Regions from separate parts of the Mus musculus genome. Here region 2 is linked to region 1. Evidence: chromatin loops called from intact Hi-C (ENCODE). Cell type or tissue: heart. All regions are shown on one strand.

What was found. A loop is a pair of places that touch in the nucleus more often than their neighbours do. Peaks named below come from ENCODE experiments on the same cell type or tissue, not always from the same donor. Only the 100,000 strongest peaks of a DNase experiment are listed, where the experiment ranks them.
Region 2: it touches region 1 in a loop (2.5-fold over the local background); 15 of 42 quality-filtered maps call a loop at or near these places.

The regions. Positions count from the first base shown.
Region 1 is chr3:65,391,468-65,393,967 of GRCm38, forward strand. Ssr3 (signal sequence receptor, gamma) reads right to left here and starts at 1,086. Exons shown (of 5, transcript NM_026155.3): 1 at 938-1,086. The coding sequence starts at 1,070. It also overlaps the pseudogene Gm5540. In heart, a CTCF peak has its summit at 1,034; a DNase peak (open chromatin) is centred at 1,174; H3K4me3 peaks cover 1,591 bases; H3K27ac peaks cover 1,251 bases.
Region 2 is chr3:65,665,177-65,667,676 of GRCm38, forward strand. It overlaps Lekr1 (leucine, glutamate and lysine rich 1), which reads left to right and starts at 1,052. Exons shown (of 13, transcript NM_001166659.1): 1 at 1,052-1,135. In heart, no CTCF peak of the experiment used is centred here; a DNase peak (open chromatin) is centred at 1,035; H3K4me3 peaks cover 1,255 bases; H3K27ac peaks cover 1,582 bases.

The DNA of each region.
Region 1 (2,500 bases):
GCAAGGGACACACAACATCACTGCCCCATTGCACATGCCAGACTACAGCTAAGCCAGGTAAATGAGAGTCAGTAAATCCCACCCAGTATCCGAAAAACTTCACTAGAGGTGAGATAGACAATAAACTGGGTTTGTCCCAGTTCAGGGCTTTCCCAGTACAGAAAGGTAGGCTGTGGGGATATTGCTAGTCTAGAAATTTCATCTTCTAACTTGAGAACAAACTGGGAGTGGGGATTACAAATAATAACAATTTCACTCATGGAATACTAGGAAGTTAAAACACGGGCCATTTTAAATCAACCGCTGTCCCAAAACTTTGGTTAACTTGCTGACGTGGCTGCTCACTGAAATCCAAACAATGCTTTGTCGGGCCAGTGAACCCAGGGGGCTCCACACCACATTCACTGCAAGCTGAGCTTTTTACAAGGCCAAAATAACAAAGAACTTTTTTTGGACATGATTGGCCTGCAGCACTGCGGCAGTGCGGGTCAGGAGACAGGAAACTCGGAAAACCTGGACTTGGAGACAGTTTTGGCCTTCAAGTGGGCAGTTTCTCATTCAATCGAGAAGGCTCGAGCTGCTCTCTAGGAGTTATTGAAATCCTAAACAAGGCTGATCGCGGACCTCGGGCAAGGCCTAACTTGGCATTCTGCACGTCCAAAGGATGCTCGGGAGTAAGGGGAGGTTTGCCACGGGTCACGCTGCTAATTCAGTGAAGGTTTATCAGTGGCTCCCCCGCCCGGTTCATTAAAGACATCCTAGTGTCCAACAGTGGTGAGGAGAAGGGCAGTGTACCAAAAAGAGATTCCGGGCCAGAACCCGCGCCCGGCTCAGAAGCACGCCGCGAGTGACTTCCCGAGGACGCTGCTCCGGACACTAGGCCTCCCCGCCGCGCCCGCCACGTCCCCGCCGCCACCGCCGCCCGCCCGAAGCTCACAGATGGGGATGGCAGACACGATGAACGCGTTCCCGAAGAACAGCGCCGACGATTTGGCCGACAGGTTGCGGCTGAAATCCTGAAGGAGCAGGTCCTCCTCGGACTGCTGCTTGGAGCCGCCTTTGGGAGCCATGGCCGAGCTGAAGACTGGAGGCCGGGAGCAGGGAGGCAGGGAAGGTTCAGAAGGCCGCGTATCCGCCCGCGACCCGTCAGCGCAACGCGGAGGCGGGACTCCGCAGGGTACGCTGCTTCGGGATTGGCCATCTTGCCGTCGTTTCACAAGCGTCGAGGTACGATTGGGCATGCGAACAAGACTTCCGCATCCTTCAGGGTACGTGGCGCCTCAATGCCACAAAGAATGAAGGGATTTGTAGTTTAGTGTGTAGTTTAGAGCTGCTCTCTAACTCGCCTGCCTCAGTCTCCAGAGACAGGCTTGGATAATCGAAATGAGCAACCATACAAGCAGTACTGTTTTAACTAACTAACCAGCTAGCTAACGAACTAACTAACGTTATTGGTATTTCATTCCACATGTGCACTTTATATTTCTTTTTAAATTTATTACATTGATTGAACAATTGGCTCATTGGTTGATTGATGATTAGTTGATTGATTGATTGGTTGGAGGGCCGTGCCACAACGTTGTCAGAACACAACTTGAGGAAGTTAGTTGTCTACTTTTACTTTCTGGGTCCCAGAGATTGAACCAAATTGTCACGTTTGTGTCTTTACCCTCTGAGCCATCTGCATGGTTTAATTTATTATTATTATTATTATTATTATTATTATTATTATTATTACTATTACATCATTTTAATCAACAAAGCCTCTTAGCCTCTAAAAGACTCTCTCATTACAGTCTTTAGAATTGGAAAATAAAAAAACTCTTGTGGAGTTTTACTCCTGGCCCAGACCCGCGGCGGAAGCGAGCCATGGCTGTCTATCACGGGATGCTGCGCTTCGGGAGGCTGTGTATCGCGAGCCTGGGGGCGCGGGGCCCCCGGACGCTGCTCACTCGCCCTCGGCCGAACTCGAAGTTGCAGAGTGTCCGCGCTCTCAGTTCTGGAATGGTGAACTGCACCAACCCCTTGCCCATTGGAGGCCTCAGCTACATTCAGGGCCACACCGACTCCCATCTTGTGAACACAACTGTGGGCGAGTGCCTTGACGCCACAGCGCAGAGGTTCCCCGACAGAGAGGCTTTGGTTATCCTCCATGAAAACATCAGGCTGAACTTTGCGCAGCTCAAGGAGGAGGTGGACAAAGCTGCTTCTGGTCTTCTGAGCATTGGCCTCCGCAAGGGTGACCGGCTGGGCATGCAGGGACCCAACTCCTATGCCTGGGTACTTATTCAGCTGGCTACTGCCCAGGCAGGCATCATCCTGGTGTCTGTGAACCCAGCCTACCAGTCCTCAGAACTGGAATATGTCCTCAGAAAGGTAGGCTGCAAAGGTATTGTGTTTCCCAAACAATTCAAGACCCAGCAGTACTACGACATCCTGAAGCAGGTCTGTCCTGAGCTGGAAAAGGCTCAGCCAGGGGCCTTGAAGAGTGAGAGACTCC
Region 2 (2,500 bases), 270 kb after region 1:
AGAGGATTGCCTTCCTTTTTAGATACAAGTGCTCGGTAATTATTGTCCAAACTGTAGTTATGTGCCCTATAACAATACTTTTGGTATAAAATTCCTAATATCTAGTGATGTTAGTTACCGAGACATTTTGTGTAGTGTTCGTGGTGATGCTGTCAGAAGCCCTCTGTTTCTAGCCCTCTTGTATATATTCAATGATATACAGTACATAATACTAGTTACTCAATAGTAAGTAACTGTTGTTAGTTTCTGCATAATCTATATCTTTCATGACTTAGGGGAGTATTCACTATTTTCATGCGGTTATTTTCATACTAGTGATCAACCAGCAGCTCCAATAGATCTGGCACTATTTCAAATCACCTGTTCACCTTCCTCTCTCCAATGCCTTTTCTTTCTATTCATGCAAACTATTCTTTAACAGCAATTATTGTTCTTTTCTGCTAGGAAACCGTGTTTTCTTTAGTTACTGGAGGATCAGAACTTTGGACCTCAGATGCTCCTGGAAAAGGAGCAGACTACGAAGACACTAATCATACCAGTGGCCTGTGTTAGTCACCAAGCATCATCTCATCCTGCTTGCTTGTTGCGTAGTAGGTCATCAGTATTTGTTTTATGAATAAAGTATGAATAAAGGGAAGTCGTCAGTGTGTAAAAACAAGAGGCCTTCCATTACTTGAGTGTGCAGTAGCACGTCTCAGTAATACTTCATGAACTAAACCCGTCATCTTGACTTCTTTGGACCAGAATGAAATTCTAAGCAAGCCTTCCCCAGTCAATTCCACTTAAAAGCTTCTTTTCCTTCCGTTCGACAACAATGATTGCCCCTGCAGATGAGGCACATGGCCACCCACTTCCCGCCTCTTCATCAGCCTCGGCTGCCCGTCGTCCCCGCGGGTTCCAGAGCCCCATCCCCGTCCGTCACAGAACCGCGCGTAAATCCGCCCTCTCCTTCGACCCCCGCCACCCGCTCCAGCTTCCGCCTAGCTCGCTTTTGGGACAAATGATGCAAAAGAAGCTCCGCTTCCGCGTCGGCGGGGGCTGTGACGTCACCGCGCCTTGACGTCAGGCCAACGTGCAGCGCGGTCGCCCGGGAGACCAGGGAAGCCGTTTTACACCCTGCGGAGTCCCGGGCTAGGTGAGGGTCATGGCCTTCCTCAGTCCTCAGAGGACCCGGTCGGCGGGGACACAGTTCCGGCGCAGAGACTGGCGGCGCGGGACTGCGGGGCGGCGGGGGTCGGGAGGAGGAAGGCGGGAAGGTGGGGCGGCCTCTCGGCGCCCCAGGCGAGGCCTGGGCCAGCGCAGTCCGGTCGGGCGGTTAGTTTCCTGCAGTGACCTCCTGCTCTCTTGCCCCCGACCTGCCCTTCGGTGAATCACGCCCCCGGAATGGTACTTGAGGAAGGGCCTGGAAGCAGAACCTGAGTTAATGACCGGGCGTGACACCGGTGTAAGAATCGGAAATGAACCACCAAGGGCATTTCTGCGTTTAAGAACACGCACGTCTATCTCGTGACCAGTGTCACAGAGAAGGTTCTCAAACGCACGTAGCAGCGGCCACGTACCTCTGTACTTTTGCCAAGGACAGTTTCCACATATATAATGGGAAAGACCAAAAGGAACTTGTTTGGTTAAAATACTGAATGGGTAACTTAAAAATCACGTTTTCTTCTGCTAAAGAGCAAACAGCCCTACACTTCTTGAAAAGCGGAATTATATGTGGATTCTACTATTCTTTTCACGAGTAGTCACATCTTTATAAAGACCCAATGGACTTTTCTAATCGGCTTACAAGCTGTTTCTTAAAATATAGGCAATAACAAAAATAAACGTTAAAGAAAGTAGTACCCTTCTAGTCACCTTGGGAATTTTAGGTGCCCACCTCTTAGTTGTAATCATCAGCATGCATTGCTTAGCAGAAAAGCACCTAGTTATTACAGTCTGCACTCACAGTTTACATGGGTTTACAATAAAGTGTCTTTATATGAGGACAAGTTACACATGTTCTTGGGACGAATCCAATGAATGTATCTTGCCTGTAATCTTGTTACTATGTCTTGTGCGATGTGCATTGACATCAGTTTCTCCTCCACTTCGTTTTAGAGGTCTTTCAAATTTACCAGGGTGCTATTTTTAAATTTTTCTTTCATAGCCAGAAGCCTGCCACTTCTGGTGACATAGTAATATGTTAAGAGTAGTCACAGCGAAGGCATTAAATAATAAACATCCCACTGGTACCTTGAATTTATACGTTATTTAGGTCCATGCTTGCTAATACTTTTGTGGATGGCACTTTAAGAGGAGATATAGTTGGCTGTATAAGGGAAAAATATTCCTGTGGAGCCCAAGATACTATCATTTCCATTCACCAATGATGGCTTAACTGAAGATAATGCCTTCTGGTTTCTTGCCATGTGACTATGACAGTATATGATTATGTACTTGGTCACTTGGACCCATGTCCACATAATTACCATTACTCCCGTGGTTGGCCTCAGTTAATATT